Linked DNA regions of Homo sapiens: region 2 is linked to region 1. The links are chromatin contacts, found by Hi-C or POLR2A ChIA-PET in ENCODE. All regions are on one chromosome and are shown on one strand. Each heading gives the region's core, a stretch centred on a gene start or an enhancer-like site at or near the end of the contact. The rest is flanking DNA. Distances are from core to core; before and after follow the strand shown.

The links. Hi-C counts contacts between places; a loop is a spot of excess contacts on that map. ChIA-PET counts read pairs that join two places held with the same protein, here RNA polymerase II (POLR2A). Pooled maps may share reads with other maps.
Region 2: a loop to region 1 is called in a map of ascending aorta, with 2.4 times the contacts of the local background. The contact joins the promoter of FOXN3-AS2 here to the enhancer-like site in region 1. A Hi-C loop is called at or near these places in 1 of 168 maps with a recorded cell type or tissue (ascending aorta) and 2 of 50 pooled maps. POLR2A ChIA-PET finds 5 or more read pairs at or near these places in 3 of 52 experiments (A673, H1 and naive thymus-derived CD8-positive, alpha-beta T cell).

Annotation. Positions count from the first base shown.
Region 1 is chr14:89,698,183-89,704,767 of GRCh38, reverse strand. No RefSeq gene overlaps it. Among named protein-coding and RNA genes, the nearest start is that of FOXN3-AS2, 130 kb to the right of the region's middle. RefSeq lists a silencer at 3,044-3,103. Within about 2 kb of position 2,832, at least 26 of the 41 ENCODE cell types and tissues checked have a DNase peak (open chromatin) inside an H3K27ac peak, as active enhancers do; they include ascending aorta, where a contact is called at or near this core.
Region 2 is chr14:89,571,748-89,578,081 of GRCh38, reverse strand. FOXN3-AS2 (FOXN3 antisense RNA 2) reads right to left here and starts at 1,866. Exons shown (of 1, transcript NR_024620.1): 1 at 605-1,866. It also overlaps a transcript of FOXN3 not described here.

The DNA of each region.
Region 1 (6,585 bases), core at 1,583-4,082:
ACTAAACAAAACTACAGCTACTGTCCTATTTTGGACTCCATGAAGGGGGAAAAAAAAGCAGTTATATAATGGTAGGGGTAACTGACCACTATTATAAGGAAGTAGGGCTGCTGCTACATAATGGGACAGGGAGGAACATTTTTCCACTCAAAAACCATTACCTAATAAAGACATGGTAGTACAGAATTTAGATCCCTCAAAGATGACGTTTTGGGTCACTTCATTGGGCAAGCCACCTACACTGGCAGCAGGGCTAGTTGAGGACCAGGCGCAGTGGCTCATGCCTGTAATCGCAGCACTTTGGGAGTCAGAGGCAGGTGGATCACAAGGTCAGGAGATCGAGACCATCCTGGCCAGCATGGTGAAACCCCATCTCTACTAAAAATACAAAAAAAATTAGCTAGGCGCGGTGGTGCGCGCCTGTAGTCCCAGCTACTTGGGAGGCTGAGGGAGGAAAATCACTTGAACTCAGGAGGCAGAGATTGCAGTGAACCAAGATGGCGCCACTGCACTCCAGCCTGGCAACAGAGTGAGACTCTGTCTCAAAAAAAAAAAAATGGGGGGCTAGTTGAGGTTGAGGAGAATCTAGAATGGATGATAGGGAAGAAAGATTATGGTATAATTTGACTGTGTCTCCACCCAAATCTCATCTTGAATTGTAGTTCCCATAATCTCCAAGTATCACAGGAGGGACCCCGTGGGAGGTAACTGAATCATGGGCGTGGTTTCCCCCATGCTATTCAAGTGATAGTGAGTGAGTTCTCATGAGATCTGATGATTTTATAAGGGGCTTGCCCCTTCACTCAGCTTTCATTCTTCTTCCAGCAGCCATGTGAAGAAGGATGTCTTTGCTTCCCCTTCCACCATGATTGTAAGTTTCCTGAGGCTTCCCCAGCCATGCTGAACTGTGAGTCAATTAAACCTCTTCATAAATTACCCAGTCTCAGGTTAGCACCATGAGAAGGAACTAATACAGATGATGAATATGTTATTGTCTTAGGACCAGCTGCAGCAGCAAGGGCTATCTATGGTCTGTCTTTTTTGAATAAGCTGTGACATGATGAAGTGAAACTGACGTGAGAAGCATGTTGATATCGTTTGGATTTGTGTCCACACCCAAATCCCATGTGGATTTGTAATCCCCAGTGTTGGAGGTGGGGGCCTGGTGGGAGGTAACTGGATTATGGGAATAGATTTCCCCTTTGGTGCTGTTCTCATGAGTGAGTTATGGCAAGATCTGGTTGCTTAAAAGTGTGTAGCATCTCCCCTTCTCTTCCTTGGTCCTGCCCTGGCCATGTAGGATGTACCTGCTTCTCTTTCACTTCCCACCATGATTGAAGGTTTCTTGAGATCTCCCCAGAAGCTAAGCAGAGGCCACCATACTTCCTGTACAGCCTGCAGAGCCATGAGCCAATTAAACCTCTTTTCTCTGTAAATTTTGCAGCCTCAGGTATTTCTTTATAGCAGCCTGAGAACGAACTAATGCACATGTGGATCTAAGTGGTGCAGGGGGTGGACTGTCATGGGTGTTGTTGGTGCTCTGCCCAGATCCCTTCATATCCCCCTTTCCAGTTCATTGCCCCTAGCCCCAGCTTCTAAGTGGTTTACTCCTAAAGGTTCATACCCCTTCCTTCAGAGAACTTCCTTCCCTTAATCTATAGGAGCCACTTCACTGCAGAAGAGGTATTAAGCACCTAGACTCACTTAACGCGTCTAAATTAAGTGCCTAGACTCACCCAGACTCACCTCAGAACCAGAAGTGCTAGGTATTTTTGTCCCCCCACCCTTTCCAGGAAAGACTATAGCCAGTGACTAATTGGTGCAGGGTTATGAAAACCCCAGCTCCCTTGCCTCAAGTTGGGATAAATTCTAATTTATGCTCCAGAACTAGCTGGGGATCTTGCTGGGGCTGGAACTTCACCTTAAATTGCTCCCTTGCTTGGCTGCTTCTTTCCTATTCTGCTTCCCTTTCTAGTTTCTCCTGGAAGCTCTTCCTTAATAAATTGCTTGCACGCAAATCCTTGGCAACCCAAGACAGTTCCCTAGTAGAAAATACACTCTCGAGCTTCAAGTCAGTGACAAGGAAATAAAGAAAAAAAAAAAAAAAAAAAAACACTTAGTGAACAGCTATGGTTTACAAGAAAAAAAAAAAAAAATGTTAAAGCCCAGAATGGAGTACCTACCATGAGTCAATTGTCTTTGGTTTGGATTTTCATTTCCTAAGAATTTGATGATCATAAGTGGTTATTCTGGTAGTACATTACAGAGTGGGACATCTGTAAATTATCAATGATACATCAACATAAACCGTATGCCCCAGATTTTTTGGACAACCTTGATTTCAAGTTTTTAATCCCCTTGTCAGACCATGTTCCAGACAGTGTGTCCTGGCTGGTGTGGGTGTTTGGACAGCAAAGGGGGATGCTGGGCTAGCCAAGAGGCAGCTGAGAGGACGAACTTGAGCATTATAAAAAGGCAGACACTTGAAGTTAATAAGCACAACTGGACTTCAAGTCCTGGCTCCACCCCAACCAGCTGTAGGCCACATTTTATTCCTGTTAAAATGAAGTTCCCAGCTCCCACCTCACAGGATTGAAAATGAGGTGATGTATACAAAACGCTTAGCATTGCTCCTGGATTTCGTGAAGTTCAAGAGATGGTTCCTTTGGAGGGGAAGAAGAGTGGGTGAAGAACCCTCCAGTGGAGTTTGGGGACTTCATTGTCCTAATAGAGCCGGCAGGGGATGGGGGACCAGAGGTCGAGAGCCCACGTTGAAGCGTTGCATTCATCTAAATTTGCTGAGCGCCGTCTCCCTCCCAGGGCGCGGGACTCAATACTTGTACGCCAAGGGGGAAAAGGCCGTCAACTCGACCTGGAAGGGACGGCGCAACGCAGAATGAGCCGCGAGGCCCCGGGCCACCACGTGGCTTCCCGATGGCCTCCCCCGACCCTCCCCCACTCCGGCCCCGCAGGGGAAGTAGGTGAAGGGTGGAAGCCGAGAGACCGCGCCGCGGAGGCGGCCCGCCGCCGGTTTCCTAGCAACGCCCGCCCCGCCCCGCCCCGCTGGCGCGCCGGCGCCGGGAAGCGGGGGGGGGGCGGACCGCCGTTGCCATGGCAGCGCGGCGGCCGCGCCCGACGCCGCCGGCGCCTGCGGGAAACGCGGGCCAGGGGCCCAGAGTGGGCTGCCAGGTGGCGTCCCTGCCTAGCTCCCACTCCGGGATGGACCAGACCTCGCGCCCGGGGGTGTCAGTGGAGAAACCGAGTCGCCCCGAAAGGTGGCAGGGCCGCAAGGCCGGTCGGCCCCACTCACTCCCCCGCCGACTGGGGCGACTGAGAGCTTGGAGACTTTCCAGTTTGTCTGGTGGGGTCTGAGTTGGTCTTCGGGGCCGGAGTAGGCCAAGGGAATTTTTTTGATTTTGGAATCTCTTCGGACCTTTTTTCCACACCTAGTCAAGACTGCACGCGTGTGCACACACGCATACGCACGTCTGCAGCCTGATGTCCCATCCTTTTACCCTAGGTGTTGTCACCTGAAGGTTCTTTAATCTCGGAAAGAGAATATGCAAAAGATAGCAGCTGCCAAAAGCTGCCTTTTAAAACGACTTTGAAAATCAGTGTTATTTCCCGAGGGCCATTTAAACGGAAAACCTCCGTGCCTGGAAGGGTGTTCTAGATTCTGGACTCAAATTTGCATTATTCTAAATCACTTTTTGCAGTGAGCTGCGATTGGAGAATTCAGTTGTGGAGTATTAAATTTAACCGTACACCCATTTAGCTAGTGTAATGATCGCTTGGCCAAAAGACCCACTCACAAAGACAAAGCCACACGCTTCTCAGTCGTTCTCTGGCTTGAGTGTTTTTAATAGAGGCGGAGTCAGTCACATGTTTGTGAGTTTAATCAAATTGACAAGGGCTCTGAGCGAGAAAAGCTTACTGTCTAATTCGAAGGCAACATTAGGTACATAGAGATGCATTCTCTTTGGACTTATTTGAATCAGAGCTTTTCAAATGGAATCCTCTCCTGCACATATTTTTCTCGATCTGCTGCAACTGGAAAATTTAAATCAAAATCTTATTTCTTATATTCATTTTGATGGTAAATGTGCTGGTAAATGTGTCTGCGCTGAGATTCTGCATTTTCTTGATCAACAAGGAAATGCGCAGCAATCACTGTGAATTGAGCACCTTGCTGATTGAGCAACACTTAAACCTAGAGGCATGAACGACCATAATCTTGGGATGAGAATCCCCTGTAGTATATTTCAAAAGCATATTCACAGCTAACCTTTTTCCACTCCAAAGGATCATTCACTTGGAACTTTTTTATTCTTCATCTTGCCAGACTATTTAATTTCTTCTAAAACCACTTTGACACACTTTTTAGTTTGAAAACGTGATTGTGTTTGGACAAGTGATCATATAAAATTAATTTATACACACACACACACACACACACACATATACACAATGTCCTCTTAATCTTAGATCATTTTTTCCCAGTATCAAAACAGAACCTTTAATTTGCATGGTGGAGGGTAGAAGATAAATTCAGAAAGCTAAACCAAAAGTCTGAACAGAATAGTTTTATGTTTAGCACTATGGAGGGAAAAAAACGATGAAACTGTGTATACCTAATGACTTTGTGTGCAAAGGGCAAATCATTAAATTAATTTGCTGTACATTTGGTAGTTAAAATGTACCAAATGTATGGGCCCAATGGCTCATACCTGTAATCTCAGCGTTTTGGGAGGCTGACGCAGGCAGACTGCTTGAGCCAAGGGGTTCGAGAGCAGCCTAGACAACATGGTGAAACCCCGTCTCTACAAAAAATACAAAAATTAGCCGGGTATGGTGGCATATGCCTGTAGTCCCAGCTACTTGGGAGGCTGAGGTGGGAGAATCAGTTGAGCCCAGGAAGTTGAGGCTGTAGTGAGCTGTGATTGTCCCACTAGACTTCAACCTGGGCAACAGAGCAAGACCCTGTCTGAAAAAAAATTGTTTAATGTTATAATAGCAACAAAAATAAAAGTGAATTTTACAATAAAATAAGGGCATTTGCATACATGAATTTTTATTTGGAAACTTTCATAGCCCCTCTGATTATTCATTCATTATCCTAAAGTTCTTTCCACAGAGGTTATTATCAGACTGAGCCCAGAACAACTTGGCCACAGAATATTGGTAAGGGTCCATAAGTGTCTGCAGATAGAATTGCCCAGATCAGCTGTTTAACTGGTTGGTCTCTCTAGACAGAGGTTTAGTTACACACATGAGTTAGCCCAACCTTCACTCCCTATACTTCATTGACCACTTGGCAGTGTTAAATAGACACCAGAGAAGCCCATATGATTTATGCATGCCCTACTTTATTAATAATATTGGAATGTTGACAACCTCACTAGATTTTCCACATAATTTCCTAACGTGGAAATGATCTCCATACAGCCGTTCCAGTTAGTTGCCAGGATCACAAAGTTTCTGCCTTATCATTTATGGTTATTGTTACCTCGGGAACCTAATATTTATCAAACACGAGATCCATTTTGCATGCTCACCTTTTCCTCTTTTTCAAATAATCAGTGACCTTAAGCTTTAAGCATCTTATCGTTATTACAGACTACCAGCCTCTTATCTAATCCTGCATTAAACTCGATTTACTGCTTTATCTATACCACTTTAATCTTTTAGAAGCTTATCATAATATGGACTCTTTAATGAAATATTTTTATAATAAGAATAAACTAACCTTTCTCTATTTTCCCAGATCTCTCTACTTTTGCTCATTTACCTATATGCCTTTATCCTTCTTTAAATATTTATGTTTCCCAGTTTCATTCCTTATATACAATGAAATAAGCCCAAATGCTTATCTTGTTACCACAGAAATGGTTGTGTTCCCACAAAATATGGAATCTTCTCGTTTAGCTCCTACTGTCTTATATTTAGCTCTCCTGATCTCAGTAAAATACAAATGCTTGTGTTGGTAGAAGACTCCATCATCCTGAAATCCTAAAATAATTTTTTCCCATCAAGTTGCAAGGCCACCTAAAATTCTCAAAGCACTCCTTTGCATTTGAAGAGGAAATAGTGTGCGGTAGTTAAGAGAACAGACTCTGGACTTAACCAAGGATTCGAGTCCTGCTTCTAACACTAGCTTTGAGACTTTGATCATGTTTTTTTAACCTCTCTAGGCCCCAGGCTCCCCATCTGTAAAGTGGGGATAATAGGACTTAACTCGTTAAGTTTGGGTATTTTTAAGAGGTAAATGAGATAATTCTTGAAAAGTACGTGGCACACAGTCAACAAAAAATACCAACAGTGGCTGTGATTATTATCATTATCAATATTAGAACATTATATTCATGGTCCCCCACTTACCTCAGCCTGAATTCGTTTATTAGATTAAACTGTCCACAGAGGATCAGGATTCTGACCAAGGAGGAGAGGGATGCAAGGAGAAGGGAACAGTTCAGAGCACAGGCCAGCAGCTAGAAGGAAGTGTCCACGGGTATCCCGGGAAGCTCATGCACAGCATGGGTCATTAGGCACCTAAGATGATAAAGTGGAATGAAAAATAATCAGAGC
Region 2 (6,334 bases), core at 617-3,116, 130 kb after region 1:
CTTTCAAGGTTGAAATATAGAGCCCTGAAGAGCTGTGGGTTGGTCACCTCTCTTCGAAAGCATGCATTTGCTAGGTTGCAAATCCACCAAGGGAAGATTTCTCTTTTTCCACTGGAAGTTCACATGATTTAATTTGCCTGAGTAACCTGCTGTCATAGGTTTTCATAGAGTCCTGACATCTAACAGAGTAATTAATGCTTTAGGCTTTTAGGAGCTGTTTCAGGTTTTTATTAATCACCGTTGTGATTGCACGTGTGAATTATGAAGGAGTTATTTTGGTAGTTGAATTTCCTCCTCAGGAAAATTTCCATATTTGTTCATGATGAACTGATAGCCTGAAGAAAAAGGAGAAAATGGAGAATTTTCCCCGGGTCCGAAGCAGGCACTCCACATTATCCAGGGTAAGAATGACTTCCTAGAGAACAGAAGGAGTGTGAGGTGTTTGAAGCTGGTGGTTAACCGTTTTCTCTTTCCCTCCCTGAAATTTAATTAGAAATTCCCCGTGATTGCCCCGGGAATATATGGATTTTGTGAACTTTGTAAAGATGTGTGGCATCATTTCATCCTGACATCATTTGCCATGAATTTGCAGGTTTTTTATTCCTTTATGATTCCTGCCATTGGAGGAATCACTCCTAGGACCTTCCTGATTCGTCTACTGGTCTTTTTGGGGTTTTCCAGAAGACGGAGGTATCTAGGTAATCGGAAGGAAATAGAAACCTATCCTTATAATTTTATTTATGGAGGACTACATGGATTTTCAAAATTATGTGATTGTACTTGAGATCAGTGTATGAAAAAGGAATGCACTGAGCGGAGTCTAGTCCTTAGGATTCTCTTCTGAAGTGTGAAAAAGAAAACACAATAGCTGTTATCTTGGAAACTCCGCCCCTCCAGGCATTCACTCGCACCCCAGGCATTTGCAGGCCCTCTGCATAGACTCTGCTGTGGCTACACGTGGGTCTTCCGTGCCATTTTCCTTGGCATGTGAGTAAATGTAGGTTTCCCCTGTGTTTATGGGAAATTTTACTCCCAGCCTTTTACGGTGACAAGAGAAGACTGGCTGCTTTACTCAGCACAGGGCGCTTTTCAATGATTAGAGCGATTTTCTCTGATTCTACTATACTTAGGGAAGATTTTTGAGACTACAAATACAAGACAAAGTAGTTATGTATCAGCATACGGATGGAGGCAGCCACTGTGCTAGTATCCAATTCTTTGACTACTGAGTGAAAATAGCTGCTCCTGTTCTAATTGCCATTTTTACTCTTCCTAAGTGGCCAGTTGGGAGAGACGGAGGAGGGAGGGAAGGAGCTGGGTTGGGCGGGAGGAGGTCCATTTGCAAAGTCAACAGCGGAAGTGTTCGGGGAACAGAAGACATCTGATCCGAATTCTATACAGATAAGGGAAGGATTGGATACCCAGCAGATGGGCCACCCTTCTAATTCTGCAGTAGCTTGCCGTGACAGACTTCTAATCTGATGGTATTTTCATCTTAATTTACTTGCAACCTGTTTTGTTTTGTTTTGGGTTTTTTTTTTTTTGTAGGTAACAGCATTTCTGACAAAGGTGATACATTTGCTAAAGCTTAACATTCAGATTCCTTCCTTGTCTGAGTGTTATATAATTATATATACATTTGGGCTCAAAGGTCCCAGTCTAACAAATTCCCTTCACAGGAGCACCATTTGAGGGCCCATTCTCTCATTAATTTTATTTGACATTTATGTCAACATTACATTCCTAGCCTAAAAGGAGAAATCACATGAGTACGCAGGGGCGTATTTTAAAGTGGAGTATTTAGTTTGGCAGTGAAAGGCACCCGGCGAAGTCTGCGAAAGCAACGTTTTCTAAATTAGTTAATATAAAGTGGTCTAAATGCACTAAATTTATATTGTTCTACAATGTGCTAAATGCTAGAGCACGTGGCTGTTTTGATATTTCTAACATTTTCCCCCTGGGGCTCCCAGAATTGCCTAAGATGGGTGTCTCTGGAAAATAAACTTGGGAGCCATCAGAGGTGTCAGGAACAGCTGAAAACAAGTCACTTACGATGTCAGCGATGGAATTTGCTTCCGTGAGACCTTGTGCAAAAATCAAAGACCTGATTCTTCTGCTTAGCCTAACTTCAGAGCGAGGAGTTTATCGGTGGGGCATAGAGGCATCTGGTCCCCAGTTCTGCTGAATGAAGAGTTTCACAGGCGCTGCGTGGAGGCCGGAGGGCGGTTGCCAGCCCCAGCCCAGCATTGGGAGCCAATCACATGGCCACGACTTTGCCTAGTGCTTCCCAAAGTAGACAAAAGCGTGAACTGGGGTTATCAAACCTAAATAAGAAACAGTTGTTAGAGACCATCGGTATCCTCTGATTTGGGAGCTAAGTTGAATTTTGATTCAAGAGATGCCACGAGAGAGGGAAAGAGCTTCCCCTAAGCAGCCTCCAAGGGCCCGAGCGTGGCAGCTCCTTCTGCTTCCAAAATGCTGACTTGTACATACTTGGTGGTTTTTGTGCTCTGGAGCTGTGCTTTGTGTTTGGCTATAACAATGAGTTGCAGACTGGGTTTTTGCTTTGCAGAGAATTCACCAGCATTGGAGAGGACCTGCCTTTGGTAAAAGCAGGGAGTGGGCAGTTTGTCCAGCCCCCGTCGCTTGAGTTTATTATAGTGTTTATCCCTTCTCCCTATCATCCCCACCCCAGCCAGGGTTTACTGACCCAAAACGACCTCCCAATTTCCTTTCTGCCATCTCTATCATGAATCTCAAGGGTCAAGTGCTTGGTCACCAGCTGACCTGTGAGCCTACCCAGATAGCAAGGTCCTTCAAGGTCATCTTAGAGTGATCTTAACTATGATCTTCTAGAGTCAGTGTCGCTTGGGGGTCCCCTTCGTGGGTTGGCAGAAAGGTGAGGATTTTGTCAGGGAAAATAGAGGAGGAAGGATGATTGCAGTTTATGAAGGAGAAACTTTGAGTCTGAGTTAGCTTTCATCAGAGTCAGTATAGACAACCTTGCTCTCAACACCTCACTTTGGCTTAGAGCACTTCGTGATTTTCTTACCTGATCTCATCTGCTTCAGCTTCCCGCTGGCCTTGTTTGCATACCGATCAGCTGGTGGGGTAGCAGTAGAGTGTTTTAGAGTTCCAGTACACCCTTCCTTTCCTATAAAGGCACAACATACAGAAGAAATAGAAATTTACAATTTTTTTTTTAAAGCTGTAAAGGCAATTCTGATTTTCATAGGGAAGAGATTTTAAGAATTGGAGGAGCCTCGGAGGTCTTTGCATGTCTAGATAAGCTTGGAGGTTAAGAGCCAGGTCTCCTAACATTTGGCCCAGTCTTCTTTTCTTGTTCCAGCCACTGCCTGTAGGACGATCAGAGAAGCTTCCCATTGAGATTCCAACATAGGGATGTAAAGTGGTAGGAAATCCTTCTGCTAAGAGCTGATAACAGTTATGTACCAACACTATGGGAGGGAGTGGCCCTTTGAGATGGTGGAGTGAAATCCTGGGGCTGTGTCTTGGCAGGGGGCAGAGCTGGGACTGGCACCAAGCTCCCTCAAGCACTCAGTTCAGTGGTCTCCTCCCTGTTTCCTGGGTAGAAGGCGATTGCAGGCACCCACTGGTTCTCTCTCTGCTCTCTCCCTGCCAGCCACCAAGCGTATCCCTGCCAGGCCATTATCACCACCTCGCCAGAGAAGACCAGAAACCTTATTCTGGAAGTTAGAACCATGGAACGAATATGTCCTTATTAGACCATGCCTCTGTTTTTAACTTGGTTAAATGAACTACCATTCTCTTATAAAACATCCACTTTTCTAGAACCCTTGTTGCTGATGTTGGCTGCCCAGAGGTGGCACTTTTCAGCCAGGAAGAGGTGGGGGTCTGCTTTGGAGTGGAGTGAATTATTGAGTAGGGGCTGAAGGGAGAGTGGCTCAGACCAACAATAATTGCAAACAGTGGCCATGGAGATAATTCCCTTTGCCTCCTATCTCCTTAAAAAAGTGACTCCTCTTTGCTACTAAGGACCTTGCTTTCTTTTTACTTTATTTTATTTTTGGAGATGGGGTCTTGCTGTGTTGCTCAGGCTGGAATGCAATGGCACCATCACGGCTCACTGCAGCCTCGACCTCCCAGGCTCAAGGGATCCTCCTGCCTTAGCCTCCTGAGTAGCTGGGACCACAGGTGCCCCCACACCAAGCCTGCTAGTTTTTTTATTAAAATAGAGACAGGGTCTCCCCATGTTGCTCAGGCTGGTCTCGAACTTATGGGCTTCCAAAAAGATCATGCACCCGGCCATGACCTTGCTTTAATCCTCTTGTGGCCTTTAGGCACAGCATGCACATTCTGATGGGGTCCTTAATTGTTGTCCCCAGTACTTGTATATGTGTTATCTGGCATGTTGCTTGGCCTGGGGATGAAGGGGCTCAGGTATTGTCTATGTGCAAACTTTCTTTTCCAGTGCAATTTAGAAACTGCTGTTGGACTCCCATCCCGTGGATGGGAGGCCATTCTCTTCCTTAACGGGATTTGGAAAGCAAAAAGCATGCTGGTCTTCTAAGTGCAGCTTTATTGGCATTTGGCTTCCTGCAATATATTTGTAATATAGTATGTATGCTGTATCTGAGTAAATCAGTAGGTATGTTTTGAAATTAAATATTTGCTAAGGGCTAGGCTCTTCTCGTGTTAAATTATTGATAATAAACTTCACAGACACTGTATGAGACTTGATGATATATGATTTTTGAGTGACCTGCCATTTATTAGACTTTATCTGCCCATGAAATCTATTTCCAATTCAGACCATATCTGCTTCGGGATTGCTTGCCAGAAATCTATTCCCAAGATTCTCCTTATTTCAGTGAAATATCTCTGGCTCAGCACCTTTCCCACGGCGGCTGATCTAATCGGGGCTGGATCACTTATCGCTTCTCATTTCCTTTGGCAGCACTGTCAAACTAGAAGTGCATCTCGGGGACACTCAGAAGCACTAGGTGACGCACCTCCTTCTCCCTTTTCCTGTATGGCAGAAGGTAGGGAGAGGTGAACTCCCCAAACCACAGCCCTGCTCTAGGGTCTAAGCAGAAACAGGACCACCTTTGTGGTTAGGCTAACAGAAGTTGTGTCCCTGCCTCCCTCTCTGCCAGGAGCTGTCATGGAAGTGCCACATGGAACCCTGTTCGATGACCCCGAGCAATTAGAACTCATTTGCATGGCATGGAAGGCCAAGCTGGGGCCCCGAGGCTTTTTCAGCTCCCCCTTCTTCCCTGACTTCTCTGTAGACAGGTGCATACTTCTGGCTATGGCAAGGGCCAGCTGGCAGGAGGACTCTAACTTGTCATCACAGAAATAAAATTTGTCACCTCTGTGTTCCCAACCTCTGTTCTTTCATGTTTAACCAGCACTCTGCATCTTTGTAAACATGTCAGAGTTCTATTTTTATTTCCTAATTAATTCAGAAAAGGAGCAGAAGACATTGCTAATGATAGGAAAGGGGAAGATCACAAAGGTAGGATGAAGGGTGGCTTTTATTTTTCAGTTGAATGAGGCAATTGAATGAATATGTGGCATCCAGCAATTAGAAAAATTACTTAGGGCCAGCCAGTGCCTGGGCGATTCTCGGGCTGCCCTGAAACTGGTCAGAATTTATTCCTATGAGCATGTCTAAACTTATCAACTTCAGTGGCCAGCTTTTCTTCTTATACTAATAGACAGTGAGACTTCATTTTCCCAAACACAAGGGAGAATACAAATTTCCACATATATTAATCTTTTAATTATTTGAAATGTGTTTTAGCACTGCTTCTAAAGTTATATTCTCTGAGTACATTAAACCTAATTTAACCTTTGACTTGATTTAAAATCATCTTTATAAACATCTGGAACTGTATGATCTGTATACTTTAGTGATTCCAGAATCTTAACAATCTCAAGGGTGTAGTCTTTTAATTAAATGAGCTTTTCCTCCATTCCATTGTTACCGAAAGGCTAAAATAATAGATATGGAGTAATGGAAAGAGTTCTAAACTTGGAATCAAAACTCTACTTCTAATTTAAGTTTAATCATTAATTCACTGTGTGACCTTTAGCAAGTCTCTGAACATCTCTGAGCATTTATTTCTTCATCTATAAAAATGAAGAATTGGACCATAAGACTCCTAAGGTTGTTGACATTTCTAAAATTCTATAATTTTATGATCAAGGACCATGCTACTCAGTAATACCAGGTATCTGAAGGGCTTTTGAGGTGTTTCTTAATGATATGGCTCCAAACTACCATCATTGTGTTGGCTTTGAAGCTTTCCTATATTTTATGGGTAGGCAAACTATAGCCTGAAGGCCA